2 separate regions of the Homo sapiens genome follow, and region 2 is linked to region 1. The links are chromatin loops, found by intact Hi-C in ENCODE. Cell type or tissue: IMR-90. All regions are shown on one strand. Links, peaks and the distances in the headings refer to the core of each region. The heading gives the core; the rest is flanking DNA.

What was found. A loop is a pair of places that touch in the nucleus more often than their neighbours do. Peaks named below come from ENCODE experiments on the same cell type or tissue, not always from the same donor. Only the 100,000 strongest peaks of a DNase experiment are listed, where the experiment ranks them.
Region 2: a loop joins it to region 1, with 2.0 times the contacts of the local background. A loop is called at or near these places in 1 of 110 quality-filtered maps.

What each region holds. Positions count from the first base shown.
Region 1 is chr13:26,650,250-26,661,816 of GRCh38, forward strand. All of the region lies in intron 3 of WASF3 (WASP family member 3), which reads left to right. Among named protein-coding and RNA genes, the nearest start is that of WASF3, 98 kb to the left of the region's middle. RefSeq lists an enhancer at 8,208-8,802. In IMR-90, for the core only: a CTCF peak has its summit at 6,839 (motif pointing right); DNase peaks (open chromatin) are centred at 3,252 and 6,832.
Region 2 is chr13:26,570,311-26,581,877 of GRCh38, forward strand. The region is part of intron 1 of WASF3 (WASP family member 3); the gene reads left to right. It also overlaps the pseudogene RPS3AP44. Among named protein-coding and RNA genes, the nearest start is that of WASF3, 18 kb to the left of the region's middle. In IMR-90, for the core only: no CTCF peak of the experiment used is centred there; a DNase peak (open chromatin) is centred at 5,141; H3K27ac peaks cover 336 bases.

The DNA of each region.
Region 1 (11,567 bases), core at 1,858-9,857:
CAGGGCCCCAGGCTCACTAGAAGACTGAGACCCCAGTCATAGGACTGTATAACACTCCCTTTTCACTGCCCCTCACCCGACACCCTACCAGCACAGCATTAAAGGCCTGTGTAGTGGGATTCCTTTCACCTTGTTTGTCATGTCTGGTTTTCATCAGAAAATTACAAAGCATACTAAAAGGCAAAAAACACAGTTTGAAGGTACAGAGCTAGCATCAGAACAAGATTCAGATATGGGAGGAGTGTTGGAATTGTCAGACCAGGAATTTAAAAGAACTATGATTAATATGCTGAGGGATCTAATGGAAAAGTAGATAACATGCAGGGACTGATAGGTAATGTCAGAAAGATGGAAATTCTAAGAATCAAGAAAAATATATTGAATGTACTGCAAAAGATGAACAACGTGTGAGGAAATAGCAGTTTCAGCAGAGAAATGGAAATCATTTTTTTAAATGCCAGAACTGAAAAATACAGTATCAGAAAGAAAGAATTCATCTGATGGACCTAATAGCAGACAGGACCCAGCAGAAGTGATTGGTGAACTTGGAAATAAGTTAATAGAAATTATTTAAAGTGATTCACAAGAGAAAATGAATTTAGAAAGCAACAACAAAATTTTAGAGCATTCAAAATATGGGACCATATCAAATCGTCTGACACATACGTAATTGGAATCTCAGAACAAAAGGAGAAAAAGAGAAGGAATAGAGCAGAAGTAGTAATGGAAGATAAGTTTTGAATATTGATGATAGATATCAACTAACAGACACAAGAAACTCAGCAAATTCCTGAAAGTATAAAGAAAACCACGTCATAATAAAATTGCTAAGGAGGCCAAGGCAGGTGGATTACTTGAGGCCAGGAGTTCGAGAGCAGCCTCGCCAACATGATGAAACCCCAACTCTACTAAAAATACAAAAATTAGGCTGGTACAGTGGTGCATGCCTGTAGTCTCAGCTACTTGGGAGGCTGAGGCATGAGAATGGCTTGATCCTGGTGGCAGAAGTTATAGTGAGCTGAAATTGCACCACTGCACTCCATCATAGGCAACAGAGCAAGACTCTAAAAAAACACAAAAAACAAAAACCAAAAACCAAAAATTTTGCTAAAGGAACAGAGATGAAGAGAAAATCTTAAAAGAAGAAAGAGGAAAAATATACATCATGTAAAAGAAGGGAACAATGTTAAGGATGACAGCTGACTTGTCATCAGAAACATTGGACCAGAAAACAGTGGGTAAGTGCTAAAAGGAAGAAACTTGTCATTCTATAATTCTATAGTCAGTGAAAATATCTTTTAAAAATGAAAGACATTTTGTTCAGACAAAAGTCTCAGAGAATTAGTCCTCCAGCAACCTGTACTACAAAAAATTCTTAACGCTTCAGGGAAATGATACCATTTGGAAACCTGGATCTGCAAGGAGTCCAGACAAAGTAAATATGGGATTAAATAGAAAAGGTCATCAATAATTAGGTCTGTATCTGCTTAAAAGACTAGTAACTGTTTAAAATTTATGGCATTTATAATGTATGTGACAGTAAAATATGTGACAGTAAATGCTGAGTGTGAAAGTGATAAATAGACTTACACTGTTGTGTTTTACATTGTTTATGAAGTACTATGTTATTTGAAAGTAGAGATGAGTTAAGGGTACATAGTATAATTTCTAGTAACCATCAAGAATAACATAGATATCAAATGAAATCCTAAAATAATGATTTGATTATCCCAGAAGGCAAGAAAGGAAGAACAAAGGAAGAAGGAACAGAAGGGCCAAATGGAAAACAGTCAGATGATAGATTGAATCCTAACCACATCAATAATTTCTTTAAATAGAAACATTTTAAACTTCCTCTTAAAAGGCAGAGATTATCAGGTTAAATTAAAAAGTGAGACTAAAATACATGCATTTTGAGGATGAAGACACTGATTTAAGGAAAGTTAATGAAAAAATATGCCCTGCAAACACAAGTTATAAGAAAGCTGGTGTGGTTTTGTGAATGTCAGATAAAATAGAATATAAAACAGATAAGCCAGGACCTTTAATGGTGATAAAAGAGTCAAGAACACAGAGCTTTAAATGTATATGTACCTAACAAGAGGACTGCAAACTACATGGAATAAAAATAGAACTGAGGGGAGAAGTAGGCAAACTCAAAATCATAGTTGGAGATTTTAACAAGTACCGCTCAGTAATTGAAAGAACAAGTGGACAGAAAATGTGTAAGGATATAGGGGGTTTGAACAATATACCAGCCAGTCTGACTTAATTCATCTTTGTATACCAAACTCCCAAGTTGTAGAATACACATTCTTTTAATTTCCCGTGAAACATACACCAAAACGGGACATCTGGTAGGCCATAAAATAGTAAGTTTTAAAAGATTAATATACAGAGAGTGATGATAATGAGATAATTATAATCTTTTTAGATAATGCTCAAATATTGGAAAATCAAACAGTATTTAAAAAATAATCCTTGGGTCAAAGAAAAACTCAAAAGGGAAGTTAGAAACTATTGCTAACCATGTGGTAGTGAACACAAAATGCCATTGTATTTGTGGGATTTTGTTAAAGAAGTGTATAGAGAAAAATTTGTAGCTTTAAATGTTATGTTAGAAAAGAAGAAAGGTTTAAAATCATGAGCCCATGCCTTAGGTAGGGCCCTTGGTGTTGCTCAGCATTCCCGTTGTAATCTCTGTGTTAATTAATTTTTGTGCTCTTAGTTGCCTATTTCATATCTTTCCACCTCGCACCTCCCCACTCTGCTGATGACTGTGCTTCTTATTTCACTGGTAAAAGAAAAGCAATCAGAGCAGAAGTAAAGGTCTCCCTCTGACACATTGCACGCTGATAGGCTCTGCATCCACGTGTCCTGTTCACCCTCCCTTAAATGGATGGGCTGTTCATGCTCCTATCCATGCTGTCTCCTCCAACGGAGCACTGGATCCCATATCCTCAGGGTGCTTCCAGGATACATGTACCTTCTTTCTTCTCTGTATTATTTTTCCCCCTCTTTCTGTGTCATTCTCATCAAGTATAAATATGCAAAGAAGTCTCCCAATTTGAGTAAATTTCAGATCATCCTCTCCCTGTCATCCCATTTCTTGCTCCCACAGCAAGATTCCTTGAAGGATGTATTCATATCTCCATGGCCTCTATTTCCCACATTGTTTGTTGTCCCCATTGAGATTTCATCACACTCAACGCTTTTGAAACTGTGCTTATTGGCATGACCAGTGACTCGCATGCTGCTAAAATCCAGTGGCCAGGATCAGCCTTCTTACTTCATCTGTTACTGGCATGCGACTCACAGATAACTGTCTCCTCTGGAGAAACTCTCTTCACCTGCACAGTGGTCCGCCACCTCACTCTGGTGTTTTTCCTACCTCCCAAGCTGTGCTTTGTCTCCTCAGTGATCTTCCCCACTTGGCTCTTCTCTGCCTGTTCTCATTTACTAAGTGACCTCATCAGGTTCCATGGCTCAAAGTAACATCTTTATGCTGATGATGTTCAAATGTGTGTCTTCAGTTCTGACCTATCTCCTAGTTTCAAACTTATATACAACTGTACAACTGTCCACTCGGTGTCTTCACTTGGATTTCTAATAGGTATCTCTAATCCCACATGTCTAAAATTTCACTTATGATTTCTTTCTCTCTTTGCCAGCCATCCCCTATCTGTCTTAGCAAGTGGAAGCTCTCCTCTTACAGTGCTTTTGATTGTCTTCTTTCTCTCCTATCAGAGACATCCAGTCCAATAGTGAAATGACGTCAGTCATCTTCAAAATGTGTAGCAAGTCTGTATGCCTGTTAGCTGCCCTGATGTCACTATTCCGATCCAAGTCACTATGCCTCTTGCCTTCTGTTGGATTTCCAGTCACTCCCCACCGACCCCCGCCCCAACACAAAGGGAAGGGCATCTATTTCTCTGTCCTCTTCTTCTACCCTTTTCCCCATCACTCACTAGCCTTTAGCCACACTGGCTTCCTTGATGTTGCTGACATACACCAAGCACATATTTGTCTTCAGCCTGGAAGGTTCTTTCCCTAGATATTCATCTTCCCCCTCTTCAGTCACTTGATACCATCCTATCAGAGAGGGCTTTTGTGACCACTGAAATACCACCACCCACTTCCTTCCACTCTGTTCTCTATAAAAAATATTGCTTTATTTTCCCCATAGCACTTATTTTCACCAGACATATTGCTTGTTTATTGTCTGTTTTCCTCAACCATAATACACCCTTCATGAGAACAGGGGCTGTGTCCACAAGTATATTTCTTCAAGCAACAAGGACAAGGCCTGATACACAGTCGATGCTTGAATATTTGCTGAAAAAATGAATATGCTTAATAATCAATGTCTGTTATCTAAGTTCTTAAAATGCTTAGAATATTGTAAAGAAGTATTTTAAAAGTTCATTATAGTTAATTATGGTTGACTTTTCTTTCTGTTTTTCTTAATTTTTCAAATTTTCTATCATGAGCATGTGTTAGTTTTATAATCAGGACGGTAGCAGTAGAGTCTTTAATTGGACTTTGGGCCATTTTTCCTACCGTTTACTTTCCTGTATTTTCTGTATTTCTTACAATAAGCATGTGTTGCTTTTATAGGAGAAAAAATAGGTTTAAAAAAGAGGAAAAAACTTTAAGCCCAATATTATGACTTGTTATTTTATGGAATTCAATAGGAACTGACATTACAGATACTATAATAAAGTTTCTTTTTTAACTTTTCATTTTGAAATGATTTTAGACTTTAAAAAGACCAAAAACAGTACAAAGAATTTCCATAAACTTTCACCCAGATTTCCCAGATTTTGTTTTACATTTCTTCTTTTTCTCAGACTTCTCTTCCACTTTCCCACCATACAAATGCATGTATGCATATATATTAAAAATGATCTCTTTTTTGTCTCCTTTAATCTGAAATAGTTCCTCAGTCTTTCTGTGACTTTTATGACCTTGACACTTTTATGACCTTGACACTTTTATGACCTTGACACTTTAGAAGGGAAACAGCATTTATGTTATGGAATGTCCGTTGGTCTGGATTTTCTAATGTTTCCTCGTGACTGGATTTAAGATATTGAAAGAAATATCACACGGTGATGATGTGTTCTCCCCTGTGCGTTTCATTAGGAAGCTCATGTGTCTGCTTGTGTCATAACTGGTGGTATTGACTTTCATCAGTGGATTGATTACCCCAAGTTTCTGTAATGCAAAGATTTTTTTCCCTATGTGATTAAAAAGTGTCATATGGGGAGACACTTTGAGACTATATAAATGTTCTGTTTCCCATCCTTCTATGAACCCACTAGTCTCAGCATCCATTGATGATCCTTGACAGAAACAGTTGCTGTGGTGGTTGCAGAATGGTGATTTTTTTGTCATGCCATAATTTCTTCAACATTAGTTAGTAAGCATTCTGCTGCAAATGCTTTCATTTATTTCCCTATTTATTTACTTGCTCATTTATATCAGTATGGACTGATGGATTATTTTATTCTGTGGTTTATAATCCATTGACTTATTTTGATCCTTACGTTTTTCCACATTTGGCTGGTGGGAGCCCTTTCAGACAGGCTTCTGTGTCCTTTTGACATCTCCCCACCAATCTCGGAAGTAAAGTCCTTTGAGTACCTTACTCTTTCTAGCACAGCAATACATTCTAGGTTCATGTGGTTTTCTGCCCTCAGCCCTGGAGTCATTTTTCCAAGAAGCTTGATTCCTTTTAGTGGAGTACAAAAAGCCAAAATCTTGTCAAACCAAGATCTAGGTTCCAGTGTGTGTGCTAAAATTTATGAAAGCCCTAGTTATGACTGCTCTTTTGTTCCCCAGAAAGGACTCATACAAGATACCTTGATTGTTTCCAGTAAATCTTTACTTTTAAATACAGCTGAAAATCCACGTACAGTTTTTATGCTTTGGCAATTTAGAGGTGTGAGACAAAGTCAAAACATTAGTGATTTTCTTTATACTTTGTTTTCCAAAGTAAAAAAAAGTTTCTTTTAAGCTATTCGTGTCTTAAAACAACTGAGTAAAGTGTAGTTTCATAAACAAATGAAAACATTTACCTTTCTCTTTACCTAAACTCTCTTTACTTAAAACTCTCTTTACCTAAATTCTCTTTACCTGAAACTCTCCAGAATTTAGAAACTATTTATCAGTGGCTAAGGCCAAAATAATTGTCACTCAGTTACTAAAAATAATTCATTATTCAAAAAATAACATATAATTTCATGTCGTGACTGACCCCATATTACTAACAATCTGGCCAGCCTACAATAAATAACAAAATTGTTTTTCCCCCACCAAGAAACATGACTTCCTGGTAATAAACCTTCCCAATACTAAGAAATAAAAAAAAGTCTTATCATTCTAACCCAAACAAAAATTCATCGTCAATACTTCCATTAAAGTTTTTAATTTAAAAGTACAGTTAATATACAAATATATCCCAATTTTGTTAGTTATGTTTTCTCCGATCTGTAACTCACTTTCATGGTATTTAAAATTATTTATTTTAAATAAATACTACCATATATAATCTATAGTTCCTTGTAATAGTCCCATTAAAATAGATTAGGTACAGAAAAAGACTACATCAAGAAAAAAACGAGATCATACTAATTAAAGAAATAAATACAGTCCAAAACATGTTTTCTAATAAATAGACAAGTATACACCCCAAACCTGATACTCATTCCTTATGACTATGACAACTGTGACTAAAGACTATGGACTTTCCTAGAGAAGAGCCTTCCCAACTACATAATACAATCACTGCTGGTCTTGTATATACAACAGAGGGTTGAATTACGACCAGAAGGGGGAACTTGTGAGACAAAGTAACAAAAGTAAGAAGCCCTTTGCTTGTTCGCTTGGCTTGCCAGCAGAATTTCAACAAAATCCCTTGTCAACAAAACTTCACAAAGTGCCTGACTCAAGGACTGAGAGCAGCCCTCTGGAAGAATGCCCTAAAGATGATACACGGGGTAGAGCGCAGGTTCTAAATCACTGCATTTTCCAAATACAGAAGATAATGTCTAAGGATTTTGCTTTTATCATCTGTAACCAGATGTATCCTCACATTTTACTCTATTGTAACTTGTATTAGGTTGGTGCAAAAGTATCTAATGTTACTTCTAAACACATTTGATGTACCTGCTAGACACAGGCAGGGCCGCCATCACTTATATATAAACTGTGGGCCAAAATACTACTTTAAAATAGTATAACAACTCTTGAGAAGCCTCTCCCGGGTTACATTCCTCAGTAAGACTTACAAATAAAGCTAACTTTAATTCTTCAAAAGCCTGATTTTTCTTTAGTTAACAGAGGCATTTATCTCAACCTGATGTATTTGGACATGAGTTCATGTGGTACTAATAAGTCCAGAAGTGGAACCTTTGTCAACAAAGAATGAATAAATTGCATTTACCTCAATGTGCTCCATAATTCAGAATTAGTTTAGCTATTAATGGACTTGCTATTGAAAGAGTGAGTAGAATTCAGCTTTTCAAATCATTTGCTGTTTGCAAAACTGAAGATTGTAATTATAACACTATTCTTATTCATCAGAAAATATAGCTCTTTCCATTTTTTTCTCTTCAGACACTTGTCAGCTTTCAGCAGCTGGCAAAATATTAATTATGCAAGTCTCTAAATTTTATGTCCCTTTATAAATTGAGAACTTCTGAGTGGAAATGTAGTATCAGTTGCATGTTTTTCAAATAGGGTTAGGCATCGGACCTAGAAGCAAATGTTGCTTGTCCTTTTCTGCTTATGCAGCATCGAGCTGAGAGTACATGATGTTGTTCTCAACAATAGTTGGTGTGCTTTGAGAGTATTGCTGTCACTTTTGCAAGAGGCTATTGTGTATACACTCCCATAGTCTTGGTGTATATGCTGTCCCTATTAATTAGTTTTCTGTACAGCCGAAGGGGATGGGATGGGAGCTTTTAAAGTTGGACTGGAGTATGTGTGTATATATAAATTTATTTTAAACTATGAATGGTCAAGCAGAAACACAATAATTGGTTTCATTTTGTGACTATGTCAGACATTCAGAAATAAAGAACTGATAGACTTGAATATGAAGCATTTGGAACGTGGTGCTCATCTACAAAACACCCAGCATTTCACCAAATGGATTCTATAAAACAGTAGTTCTGAAAGATGTTATTAGGCGTTTCCAGGCCCAGTCACTATGAGAACATGATATGTTAGATGCTTCTCTTGCAGATTGCCAGTGCACATTAGCTTATTAATGACTTTAAGACACCCCAAGGCATAGAAACATGTTTAATCCTTCTAGCTCCTCATTGCCCAGCCTGCCTTGAGCAGGAAGCATTTGTTGGCTTTGTGCTTGTTAACAAGAAACACTGGCATAGATCATGTGTTTTTCATTCAGCTGATAGTTGTTGAGCACTGGCTGAGCACAAGCAGTGCAGAGGTGAAAGGCAGAACTCCAACTCTCCTAGAGCTTAGATGAATGAAGGCAAGATTAGAGTTCCCTGACGAGTCCTGTGATCCAGGTCAGCTTAGGGCATTGTGGAGCACAGAGGGGGTCAAATGCTCTTACAGAGCCCAGTCTACATCCTGAGTTAGCCAGGACTCAGTTCTTATGTTTTTGTTCACTTATTCCGAAATCTTTTCTGAGTACCTACTATAAGCCAGGCATGCTCTAGACATTGGAGACTGATATAGCAGTACACAGAGCTAAGGGGAATCCTTGTCTTTGTGGATCATATGTTCTAGTGGTGGGAGACAGATGAGAAACAAGATGAATACATACAAGTGCATAATTTATTACTTGGTGATTAGTGCTAGTCAGGAAAATACAGCAGAGCAGGGATAAGAGGGGTGTGTGATCACATGTGTGATGAGGTGATGGCATTTAGCCAGGGCTGCTAGGAAAGCCTCACTTAGAAGGTGACATTTGGGTGTAGAGCTAGAGGAAGTGAGGGAGCAAACCATGTGAGTTTCTGGAGCAGAAGTGGTCTACGCAGAAGGAACTGGAAATGCAAAGGCCTGGGGAGAAGGGGGATGCTTGGGTATGTCTGAGAAACAGTGAGGAAGCCAGGGTAGTTGGAGTGGGACATACAAGCGAGAGGTTAATAGGAGATGAGGCCCAAAGGTGAACGGAGCTAGGTCGTGTAGGAGCTTATAAGTGGTCATCTGGCCTTTAGCTTTTATTCTGAGTGAATTGGCAAGGCATGGAATGGATTTGAACACTCAGAGGAGTAACAGGATCTGAGACTGGTTTGGACAAGATGACTGGGGCTGCTCGGTTGAGAGTGAACTGAGCAGGGGCGTGGATGGAGGCAAGGTTGCTGGAAGACCAATCCCTTGGCGGTTAGGGAGGTCGAGGTGAGTGGTGATTATGCCTTGGGACAGGGTAGGATCAGGGCAGGTGGTGCGTGCAGAGCAGTCAGACCCTGGATATATTCTGAAAATGGATGTGTATGACAGTTTGCTGGAGAGCCAGTGTGGAGTGTGAGTGATTGAGAGATGGCAAGGATGACCCTAAAGTCTGTGACTGGAGCAACGGGAAGAATGGAGCTGGCTCTTCCAAGAGGGGAAGATGGGAGAGAAGCAGGCTTATGAGGGGGTATTAGGACTCCATTCAGGGCAAGTTATGTTTCAGTTATTAGACACCCAGTGATGCTGTCAGTAAGGAGTTTGATACATGCATCAGGATCTCAGGAAGAGGCCCATCTGGAGGTAGAAATTTAGGAATCATCAGCATAGAGGAAGTGTTTACAGCCATTAGACCGGATGAGATGCCTAAATGAATGTTGATGGAAAAGAGAAGAGGTTGGAATATTTAACACAGATCTTTTTTTCTGTGTCAGTAGCTTTTAAAAGTGGAGTTTTTGGAAATATTAAAACACTAGGTTTAGAAGCAGAAGTAATTAGCTTTTGTTTTTTGTTTGGTTTTTTTTTTTTTTTTTTTTTTTTTTTTTTTTTTTAGCAAAAAGAACTTTTGTTAAATAAAAAGAAAAAGCCAAGACCTCGAGCCCTGGACTCCTGTGGAATTTTGAGTCTGGGGAGGGAGGAAGCAGCAGAGGGAGCAGAGGGCCCACGAGGCAGGAGGGCACCTGCAGGCTCTTGGCAGGCAGGCTTGGCCTGGGCATCATGGTCAGCACTGGGCCATGCCAGAGAGAGGCCGGATGGATGAGGCCTGAGAACTGGCCCTTGACTTAGCAGGGAGAAATGGTCTGCTGAGTTGGGTCAGCCCTTTCATAGAGTGATAGGGCAAAAACAGGACTGGCGTGGGGTTGGGCAGAATGGGGAAAGGGGCGAGGACAGAGCAGCATGGGGTACTCTGGGGAAGCTTTGCTGCGAAGGGAGGAGAGTAAGAGTGTAGGGTGAGGAGCAGGGGAAGAGGGAGGGTTTTTCAGTGCAGAATTCTAGATTTTTATGATTTTCTTCTCCAGGTTTTTAAAAAAAACTGTGATAAAATTTACATAACATTAAATTTACCTTAACAGTTTTTAAGTGGACAGTCCAGTAGCGTCTTTGTGTGTTGCTGTAAAGGCTGGGTAACTTAGAAAGAAAAGAAGTTTATTTAGCTGATGATTGTGCAGGCTGTACAAGAAGCATAGCACGAGCATCTGCTTCTGGTGAGGCCTCAGAAAGTTTCCGCTCATGAAGGAAGGTGAAGGGGAGCTGTGTGTGCAGAGGTCACATGGAGAGAGAGAGGAAACAAGGAGTGGGAGGTGCCGCCAGGCTCTTTTTAACAGCCAGCTCTCACAGGAACTACTAGAGCAAAAACTCGCTCACCCAGGGAGGGCATTAGTCTATTCACGAGGGATCCACCCTTGTGATCCAAACAAATTCTATCATGTCCCACCTCCAACATTGGGGATCACATTTCAACATGAGATTTGGAGGCAACCAGCATCCACGCTGTAGCAAGTAATGTTAACCACTGTGTACACATGGCTGTGCAGCAGATCTCCAGAATGTTGTCATCCTGCAGAAGCAAAACTCTGCGCTCGTTACAGAACTCCCCATTTCCCTCTTCCTCTGACCCCTGGCAACCACCATTCTCCTGTCTCTATGAAATGGACTACTTTACATGCCTCATATAAGTGGAATCGTACAGTATTTGTCTTTTGTGACTGATTAATTTTGCTTAGCCTAATGTCATCCTCAAGGTTCATCCATGTTGTAGCATGTGTCAGAATTTCCTTCCTTTAAAGGCTGAATAATACTCCATTGTATGTGTGTACCACATTTTGTTTATCCGTTCATGTATTGCTGGACACTCAGGTTCTTCCACCTCTGCTACTGTGAATAGTGCTTCTGTGAACATAGGTATGCAAATGTCTCTTCACATCCTTGCTTGCACTTCTTTACGGGTATATACTCAAGTAGAGTTGCTGGGTCATATGTTTAATTTTGGGGGGAACCACCACACAGTTTTCCACAGCAGTTGTACCATTGTACATTCTCACCAACAGCGCACAGGGTTCCAATTTCTCCACATTCTTACCAACACTTTTCTGCGTTTTTGTTTTTGTTTTTTAAATAGTAGCATCCTAATGGGTATG
Region 2 (11,567 bases), core at 1,539-9,538, 80 kb before region 1:
TGATCATTTGTTTTAGGGTCCTTGTTGATTTGATTTTCTTTTTAACATAATCTAATACAAAACTACAAAAACCGTAGTTTCAGAGAAGTGTCACTCCCTCTCATATCCCTTTGACTGTGTCCTTTCTCCCTCTTGTAAATAACCAGCCTCACTTTTCTAGTTTCTTTTAAGACAGTATACATGTATGTTTTCTTATTTACCTTTTTTTCAAAAACAGAAGGTGGCATACTGTTTAAATTCTGTTGCACTTTGCTTTTTTTCACTTAAAATATACTCTAGAAATTAATTACTCTTTATCAGATTCCAGAGCTCTTCCTCATAATGTTATAGCTGTATAGTGCTGTTCACATAGTGTGAATATGATGCAGTTTCGTTACCAGTCTTCTGTGTTTGGACATTTAGGTAGCTTCCAATATTTTGCAATTACAGTACAAATAATGTGGCTATGAATAACCTTGTGTATGTATTTTTATATTGCAGGAGGTTTAATTTGGGAATAAAGTCCTCAAATTTGGATTTCTGGGTTGAAGGATAAATGTATATGTAATCTTGTTAGACGCTGCTGAATTCCCCTTCATAGAGATTGTACCATTTTGCATTACTCTGAGCAGTGTGTGAGTGCCCGTTTCTTTATAGCCTGCTAGTTAGAGGATATTGTGAAGCTTTCAAATTTTTGCCAATCTAATAGGTGAAAAATCTTTGTGTAGTTTAATTATATTTATTTTCTTTATTATGACTAAAGTTGAGGATCTTTTATGTTCAAGGGAAATTTTTATATTATTTTGAGAATTGTCTATTGCCCTTTTTTCTATAGAATTTTTGCACCTTTTCTGTTCATTTTTTAAAAGTTTTTCTTTGCCTTAGGAATAATATTCCTTTGATATATGTTACAATATTTCTCCTAGTTTTGACTTTTCTGATTTTTTTCCCCATGAAAATATCTTCATGTAGTCAGATTTATCAAGCTTTTCTTTAATTGAATTGGGCATGGGTTTTGAGTCAAGGTCAGATTATTTATAGAGGGATTCACCAATATTTTATTCTAGTACTTGAGTAGTTTTCATTTTTTACATTTAGATTTATGATACGCTACAAATTTATTCTGATATATATGGTGTGAGGAATAGATCTGATTTTGTCTTCTTCTGAATAGTGATTGAGTTGTACCAACACCATTTATAAAGTTCATCTTTACCCAGTTATTAGTGATGCCACCATTGCTGTATATTAGATTTCTGTATGTAGCTGGGTCTATTTTTGGGCGTTCCATTCCATTCTGTTGTTCTGTCTGTTCATATGCTATTCACACAATTTTAATCATGAGGCTTTGTTTTAATATTTGGAAAGGGCATTTCTCCCTCTTAGCTCCTCCCTTGCACATTTACTGAGCTGGTCTTTTGTGTTTGCTTTTCCACATGAACTTCAGCATCAATTTGTTGAGCTCCATTAAAAAGCTGTGTAATTTTTATTGGAATTGCTTTATATTTACAAATCAACTCTGACAACCTGATGAAGTTGTGATGTCTTAGCCAAGAACAGTCGAATGTTCGTCTGCTTTCATGTGCCTTTCAGATGTGTATAAATTTATAGATTTCTTTGTATAGGTTTTGAACATTTCTTATTGTTTATTCCTGAGTATTTTGTTGCTGTTATAAATGGGACTTTCTGTTCCATTTTACATTCTAACTGGTTATTCTTTGTGTATGTGAAGACTAGTTTGTTTACTTTATATCTTGCTACCTTGCTTAATTCTTTAATTGTTTGAGTTAATTTTGTCATTGATTCCTGGAGTTTTTCAGGTTTACTAACATGTCATCAACCACTAGAGAGTTGTTGTTCTTTTTTTCCATTGTTTGTGCCTTTAATTGTTTTCTGTTGTCTAATTGCCTTGGTGAATACCTTCAGAAAAATGTTAAATAGTGGAAAAGGTAGTGGGCATTCGTATCTGGTTCCTGACCTTAATGAGAATGTGTGTAGAATTTGCCCTTTAGGATGTTGGCACTTGCACTCACCGTGTGTATGTGCGTGCATGCACATGCTCTTACACTAATTCATTCTTGTTCTGTCTTAAGTTATGTTAAGAAAGTATGCGTCTACTCCTATTTATTCTATATATATATTAGGAATGAATACTGAATTTTGTTGAGGGCTTTTTTGGCCTCCTGTGGAGGCAATTATATGACTTTCTTGTTAGACTTATGAATATGGTGAATTATATTACTAGATTTCCTAATCGGAATCATTATTGCATTCCTGGTATAAACTCCTTTTTTGAGGTGGAGTTTTGCTCTGTCGCCCAGGCTGGAGTACAGTGGCACGATCTCGGCTCACTGCAACCTCGGCCTCCCAGATTCAAGCGATTCTGCCGAGTAGCTGAGACTATAGGCACGTACCACCATGCTGGGCTAATTTTTGTATTTTTAGTAGAGATGGGGTTTCACCATGTTGGCCAGGCTGATCATGAACTCCTGACTTCAAGTGATCCGCCTGCCTCAGCCTCCCAAAGTGCTGGGATTACAGGCGGGAGCCACCGCGCCTGGCCTGGTATAAACTCTTAATGTGGTGTTGGAGTCTGTTAATATTTTATTTCAGAATTTGGCATTAATATTCATATGTGATATTGGTTTGTAATGTTCCTATTTTGTGTGATCACAGTCAGGTTCAGTTATTAATATTACACTTGATTTATAAAAAAGGATTTGGCAATATTTTTTCATGTTTAAAAAAATTGATGTAATATTGGGATTATCTGGTTTGTATAGGTTTGATAGACTTGCCTCTTGATATCATCTGGGTTTTTTGGGGGAGGGTAGTTTGATAACTTTTTTCAGTTCTTCTATGGAATTTAGTTGGCCTAAGCTTTCTATCTCTATGGGTGTCCATTTGGGTAAACTCTGTTTTCCTATGAAATTATCCATTTCATCTAGGCTTTTAAATTCATTTCCATAGAGGTGTACAGAGTACTTTCCTGTGATTAATATATTTTATCTTTTTTGTATTTGTGCATTTGCTCATTTTTCCTTGATAAACTTAGATTGTGCTTTATTTCAGTTTTTTTTGAGGTAAAATATACATAACATTAAGTTTATGGTTTTAACCATTTTTAAGTGCACAGTTCATTTTATCCTTTGCTGTGCAGAAGCTTTTTAATTTGATGCAATCCCATTTGTTTATTTTTGCTTTTGTTTCCTTGATTACTACTTTAAATGTGTTCTATGGACTCTGATGTATAGGTTCTCATTATCTCTCAGAAATTCAGTCATTTGTTTGTATATCCCTTTTCACCCAAGAGTTGTATAAATTTTTAGGTGGAAAGGCTTTTTTGTTCTTAATTTCTAGTTTTATTTTCCTTGATTTAATTACTAGTATTATTATTTTTGTATATTTTACTGATATGAATACAGAAAAGTCTACATCAGAAGTATAGTTGAATTTTCACAAAATGAATTCATCCATGAAACCAGTACTCAGACCATTCCCAGAACTTCAGAAGGCCCTCACATTCCCTTCATCTCATGCCCACCCCTCTCCAAAGGTAACCACTAAGTTGACTTCTAATATTGAGTTTTGTCTGCTTTTGAACTTTACAGAAATAAATCATTATTATGTAGTTTTGTTTTTAAATCTTTCATTCAACAAGTTTTGTTAAATTCATCTGTTATTTTTGCTGTATAATTTTCCATTGTATAACTGTACCACTGTTCATTTGTCCACCTCTCCTTACAGTATTTGTATCATTTTCAGTGTTTTGTATTTCTAGTTTTGTTTTTGCACTGTGATCAGAGGATATTTTTTGTGATATTTCCATTTTATGAACATAGTAATGATTTCTTTGTGCCTTAACATATAATTTTCTGTGAGTGTTCAAGAAGCTATATTCTCTGTTACCAGAGTGGAGTGCTGTCTCTCTCTCTATATATACAGAACAACTACTTTGTTGGTTATATTGTTGAAATCATTTATATCTTTTTTTTCCTATGCTCTGCTTTGTATCAAGTAGTGTGTTTTATTTATGGTGTGTTTCTATTTATTTACTCTTGGATCAGGCATAATTTGTTATTTAGTTCATAGAGATTAATAATGTATTCTGCATTGTGAAATTAACTTTTAGTATTTAAAAGTAGTTAGGACTATTCAGATAACTTTTGTCTTGATTTTTTTTTTGTCTGATTATTTTTATTCACCTGGTAAATTTTTGTTCCTTTATTTTTAGCCTTTTTGAATCACTGCATTTTAAGTATGTCTTTTATATACAGCATAGTCTTTGCTTTCTAAGCAAATTTGAAAATATCTTTCTTTTAATAAGCAAGTTAAGCTGATTCATATTAATTGTTATAACTGATAGGTTTGTTCTCAGTTCTGTCATTGTGTTAAATTACTGTCTGTATTTTGGTATATTTACTCTGTTCATTTATTGTTTGATGTGTTTTTCTTAATTTAAAAAATTCTTTTGATATCAGGAAGGTGGGACTAAGTTTTTCTTCTAATAGTACCATTGAATTCGTACTTTTGTAGTACCTTAACCCCTTCTTTTTTTTTTTTTTGAGATGGAGTCTCGCTGTGTCACCCAGGCTGGAGTGCAGTGGTGCGATCTCGGCTCACTGCAAGCTGCACCTCCTGGGTTCACACCATTGTCCTGCCTCAGCCTCTGGAGTAGCTGGGACTACAGGCACCTGCCACCACGCCCGGCTAATTTTTTGTATTTTTACTAGAGACGGGGTTACACTGTGTTAGCCAGGATGGTCTCGATCTCCTGACCTTGTGATCCGCCCACCTTGGCCTCCCACAGCGCTGGGATTACAGGCGTGAGCCACCGTGCTTGGCCAACCCCTTCTTATTTTTAACCTATCTTTTTACTGTCTTGTATGCTACTTTTATAAGGCATCTTTTCCTTCTCATCTGTTCACGATACAATCACCTATGATTGTATGGCTTTTTTTTCTTTCCTTTTTCTCTTCCCTTTCCTCCCATTATTTCAGTTGCATTTTCAAATCTTTTCAGGACATATACAGTTTATGTATCATTTTTCTGTCTTGTTTTTATTCTTAGTTCTACAGTTAAATACATAAAATGCTTACTTTGTGACCAGTCCTTTTGCTTACGTTTCTTTAGTCATCCCTTGTTTAGATGGAGCTCAAGCCCGGATGTTCCATTGAATGTAATGTGTCAGTGTCTCTCCTGTGCATCTAGGATTCTATTAGTTGTATAATGTTCTTGGCAGAACTGAGAACATAGTTAGCCTGTGGTCCAGATGATGAACCTGGGTTGAGAAAGGGATTAGAACCCTCAGGAAAGATACATGTGTAAGTATTTTATGAGTTCTTGCTTGTTCAAAGTTTTTTTATTAGCCTCGTTAGTTGAAGGACAGGTAGGCTTGATATACAATCCTTTTTACTGAGCTTCTTTTCTTATTTTTAGTATTTATTTATTTGAGACAGGTTCTAGAATGATTTTCTACTAGTCTTGCTTTTTATGTTGCTTTGCTAAGTCTGATGCCAGGCTGATTCATTCTCTGATATCATTCTGTGATATCTTTTAGCATGGAGGCCTCGAAGATATCTTTCATATGCGTAAAGTCTAATAGTTTACTAGGTTACATTTTTGGGGTAGTTTGTTCTTGGTCAGTTTTCCCCAGTTGGCTCTTAAAATGTGTAGATTCAGGTCTTTTATTTTCAGGAAGTTTTTTTAGAGTATTATTTTAAATATTCTGTTTTAGTGTTTTGAATATCTTCTTCCAGAGTTTGATGTATATGTATCTTGGAGGTATATGTATTTCTAATTATATAAATATTTGACCCTCTTTGCCTAATTTGTTTTATTCACTTCAACTTTGACCCTTTATACTTCTTTTTAAATTTCACTTTCTTATGGTTGTTTTTCTACTTTTCCTCAATGCCCTTTGTAAAATTTTCATTTGAATCTATTATTCTCCCTTGGACATCTTAATTCCTTCTCTACTATGACTTTTTCTTTCTTTTGTTTCTTTCCTGGGTTCAAGCCACTCCTGTTTCATTACTTTCTTTTTTTTTCCTTTTCTATTTTTACTCTTCTTTGGGGTCTTGAACTGTAAGAGGTCCTGGAACATAAATTTGAGAATTGTTGCATCATACAGTAGTGGTTTACGTGGGGAATTTCAGAAGTACTGAGGCCTTTGACCTAGCCTCAGAAATTGCAGTGGTCTGAAGTGGTACGTGGGCTTTGAATATTTTAAATGATAGCCAGGAGATTGTAATGTTTAGGAACTTCACTGAGATATAGTTTGGAGTGTGGTACATCATGTGCTTATGTAACTTATGTACTTACTATCTCAAAAAAGGTCTAAGTCAGTGGTTCCCAAGTTTTCAGAGAAGAGTCATCTGAAGATCATATTCATTTTTCATAGTTTGTTGTTAGTATGTAGAATTACAGTTAACTTTAAAAATAACTTTATTGTGGAACAATAATAGACTCATTGGAAATGCAAAAATAGTTCACAGAGGTTCTATGTATTCTTTACCCAGCTTCCTCCAGTGGTAACATCCTACGTAACTATAGTATAATATCAAAACCGCCCTTTTGGCTCTCTGAGCAGCACCATGGCTGTTGGCAAGAACAAACGCCTTACGAAAGGAGGCAAAAAGGGAGCCAAGAAGAAAGTGGTTGATCCATTTTCTAAGAAAGAGTGGTATGATGTGAAAGCACCTTCTGTGTTCAATATAAGGAATATTGGAAAGATGCTAGTCACCAGGACCCAAGGAAACAAAATTGCATCTGATGGCCTCAAGGGTCATGTGTTTGAAGTGAGTCTTGCTGATTTGCAGAAAGATGAGATTGCATTTAGAAAATTCAAGCTGATTACTGAAGATGTTCAGGGCAAAAACTTCCTAACTTCCTTGGCATGGATCTTACCTGTGACAAAATGTGTTCCATGGTCAAAAAATGGCAGACAGTGATTAAAGCTCATGTTGATGTCAGGACTACCGATGGTTACTTGCTTTGTCTGTTCTGTGTTGGTTTTCCTAAAAACAATGTAACAATCCGATATGGAAAACCTTTTATGCTCAGCACCAACAGGTCCGCCAAATCCGGAAGAATATGATGGAAATCAAGACCCGGGAGGTGCAGAAAAATGACTTGAAAGAAGTGGTCAATAAATTGATTCCAGACAGCATTGGAAAAGACATAGAAAAGACTTGCCAATCCATTTATCCTCTCCATGATGTCTTCGTTAGAAAAGTAAAAATGCTGAAGAAGCCCAAGTTTGAATTGGGAAAACTCATGGAGCTTCATGGTGAAGGCAGTAGTTCTGGAAAAGCCACTGGGAGCAAGACAGGTGCTAAAGTTGAATGAGCTGATGGATATGAACCACCAGTCCAAGAATCTGTTTAAAGTTCAGACTTATAATAATGGCAAGTAAAAAGTCCTATTTGTGGAAAAAAAAAAATCAAAACCAGGAAATTGACATTGGTACAATCTGCAGACCTTATTCAGATTTCACTAGTTTATACATGCACTCAGTTGTGTGTTCTGTGCAATTTAATCATGTGTATAGGTTCATGTAATCACTACCACATCAAGTTACAGAACTGTTCCATCAGCACAGAGGAACTCCCTTAGGTTTCCTCTTTGTAGTCACTACAGTTGATTTCTTTATATTAATTTGTATCATGTGACTTTGTTGAATTTGTCTTTTAATTCTAGTAGTTTTATTGTGGATTCCTTAGACTTTTTTTTATGTATAGGATCATAAAATGTGGTAATCATGAAATTGACTAGCAAGACAATTTTACCTCTTTTCCAATCTAGATACTTTCTCCTCCTTTCCCCCCTTCTTTTCTTTCCTCCTGCCTTATTGCACTGGATAGAACTTCCTTTAGAATATTGCGTAGAAATTATAAGATTAGATATTCCTCCCTTGTTCCTGATTTCAGGGGGAAAGCATTCAGTCCTTCAACATTAAGTGTGATTTTAGTTGTTTTCTTGTAGACGACTTACCAGGTTGAAAAATTTTTCTTCTAAGTCTAGGAGTTTTTAATCACTGTGATAAGTTTAATAAAGTTGCTACCTTAGCATTCATTTTAGGCCTAACATAAATTGTTCGTAATTCAGTCATGCCCTGTCACCTTTGGCCTAGTTAGAACTTCCCCTCCCTGCAGTTGTTTGCAATATGGCCTACTTGTGCCTCATCTCACTGACCCAAAATGCAACACACCATGAGCTGCCGATCACAGTAAAACCTAATGGTCAGCCTCAGAAGTCATGTGAATAAGTTCCCATTCACATTTGTTTTCTTTAACCAATTCACAAGAAGGAAAGCATAAGGAATAATGTCCCTTAAAGGTGTAGTTCCACAGTTCTTCTTTCTCCCTCTCCCTCCTGCTCCTTCCCTCTCCTGTCTCAGGACCTCCTGTCTGTCTCTGTTTGGCACTCTAACCTCTCTGGGACCTATGAGTAATAAACTTCTTTCGTTTCATGTATTTTGCCTTAGCTTCCTCATTGTGTCTCCATTGAGACACACATACTGTATTGTTCTTGATATCATTTAACATCTTTTCTTTAACAAATCAACAGTCATGAATGGATATTGGATTTTGGGAAATGCTTTTTCTATTGAGATGATCATGTGATTTTGTCCTTTATGATAGTAGTTATTATATTGATTTTTGGAGATTAAGCTAACCTTATATTCTTGGGATACATTTCCTTTTTTTTTTTTTTTTTTTTTTTGTGGGTCAGGGTCTTGCTCTGTTGCACAGGCTGGAGAGCAGTGGTGCAATCATAGCTCACTGTAACCCCAAACTCCGGGCTCAGGTGAGCCTCCCACCTCAGCCTCCTGAGTAGCTTGGACTACTGGTGTGTGCCACTAGGACCAGCGAATTTTTTAAGTTTTTTTTTAAAGATGGGGTCTCACTATGCTGCTGAGGCTGGTCTTGAACCCCTGGCTTCAAGTGGTCCTCTTGCCTTAAGGAGAGAGAAACTAGATTAAAATACAAAAGTAAATACCCAAGCCTAGAGAAGGGGAAAGATAGTGATGACTATTATTAACAAATTAATTATAGTAATTATTATTTTTTGCTTACCATTAGTTAATTTTGGATAGCAGACACATACATTCAAATATTTTAATAGTCCATGAAATATATAGGTGGGTAGTCTGGTTCTAGACACATGTTAAGCTGAAGTGCCAAGGATAGGAAGTAAGGTTGAAAGTAGTGGCATTCTTTTACTGAAAAGACATTTACTTTTTGGGTTGTTTTGCAGGTATAATGGTATCTCATCTACATTGTCACTTTGCCTAGTTTACTATTTTGTTTTTTGTTTGTTTCAGTGAATTCCTGAAAGAGAAAAAATAAACAACATGATTCTCTCTGTAACAGCCCCCTGGACCCCCTCACCCAGTGTTCAGCATGATATAGACCCTTGTGTTTACCCTTTTTTTAAAACCAGGAAATGGCGCTCCTGGTGTTTGGTGTGAGCACTGATTATGCTTGGTCATCAGAAATGAATGAACTGGCAAGGGAAATGAATAAATGAGCTCAGAGAAAGCAAAACTGAATCATGCTGAAGATGCTTTCTAGGATGATTGTATTTCTGAAACCTTAAATCAAGCTTGTCCAACCTATGGCCCATGGGCTGCATGTGGCCCAGAATGGCTTTGAATGCAGCCCAACACAAATTTGTAAATTTTCTTAGAACATTACAAGATTTTTTTGTGATTTATTTATTATTTACTTATTTTTAGCTCATTAGCTGTCTTTAGTGTTAGTGTTAGTGTATTTTATGTGTGGCCCAAGACAATTCTTCTTCCAGTGTGGCCCAGGGAAGCCAAAAGATTGGACACCCCTGCCTTAGATATTGAAAATTAGAGGTGCCTGCATTTCCAGTAATTAAGACAATTCTTACTGTGCATTTTTTTGCTTTCCATTATCTTTCATTAAAAAAATCTCCAACTTTTACCTTTTAGAATATTAGGATAGAATCTTATTAATATGAATACGTCCAAAAGTTGGCTTTTGTGGTTTTCTTTTGTCAGAAGTGCTGTAGGATAATATAACTTAAAACACATACAGTTTTCTGCTTCTCTCAAGATGTTCAGTTGTTTTTCAGAAACACCTGAATGAATGGTGCTAAACTTTCCATGGGCTTTGTCTAAAACTCGACAAGCATTAGATTAATATTTCTTTTGTAGGTCCAATTAGCATTCAAATATTATTCCTGAAGTATTGGATTTCATATGTTATTTTTTGTTGCTTGTTGATATTTTGGTTTTATTTTGGGGGCTGCCTAATTCTCAGGTCAAATTATTTCTGGTAGTTTTGAAATTTCTTTTTTCTTTCTTTTTTTTTTTTTTTGAGACAGAGTTTTTGCTCTTGTTGCTCAGACTGGAGTGCGATGGCACGATCTCGGCTCACCTCAACCTCCGCCTCCCGGGTTCAAGCGATTCTTCTGCCTCAGCCTCCCGAGTAGCTGGGATTACAGGCGTGTGCCACCACACCCGGCTAATTTTATATTTTTAGTAGAGATGGAGTTTCTCCATGTTGGTCAGGTTGGTCTCGAGCTCCCGACCTCAGGTGATCTGCCCAGCTCGGCCTCCCAAAGTGTTGGGATTACAGGCGTGAGCCACTGCACCCAGCATAAATTTCTTTTTTTTTTTTTTTTAAGGCAAGGTCACACTCCTGTCACCCAAGCTGGGGTGCAGTGGTACAATCTTGGCTCACTGCAAGCTTGACTTCTGGGATCAGTTGATCCCCCCACCTCAGCCTCCTGAGTAGCTGGGATTACAGGCATGTACCACCATGCCTGGCTAATTTTTTGTATTTTTAGAAGAGATGGGGTTTTGCCATGTTGCCCAGGCTGGTCTTGAACTCTTGAGCTCAAGTGATCTGCCTGTCTTGGCCTCCCAAAATGCTGGGATTATAGGTGTGAGCCACTATACCTGGTCAAATTTCTTTTTTTTAAGATTATTTTGAAAGTATCGGTTGTGATAAAATGAGGAAACCATATGTGAATGGATGGAATGTGGTGTCTTTTCCTAAGTTGAATAGAATTTGATTAATCTGACTATCCTCAGAAGATTTTGCAAATTTCATTTAAATTTAAGTTAACAGAATTTCTGAAGTAGTAATCTGAGGAGTTAACCTAGGCCAGCCAATTTTTTTTTTTTTTAACAGTTGAATGAATAGAAATCCAGAAAAGTTTGAGTTGAGCAAGGCATTTTGATCTATTTCCCCACAGAAATCAGTGGGAAAACTTTCACTTTTGTTCCAATCAGAGCAACTCCCTTTTAGTTGTTTAGTGTTTTGATTAAAGTTTTATTTTAAGAAAGGTTCTGCTTTAAAAAAAAAAGTTACAAAACCACTGCTTTTAAGGGGAAGGGATCCCAAATAAGTATGAGTGGAAAGCTATCAGAGTCTCTTGGCTTTTTTAAAAAATTAGCGCCTACTAGAGAGTCTTTCCTTGACAGTTATTTGCTATAAACTAGGCTTTGATATGATCAGAATAGAAGGCATCATTTGGAGTATCAAATACAGAGGAAAATAAAGTGATTCTTCAGCCTTTGCTTTGGCATAGAATGTTACCAGGTATGG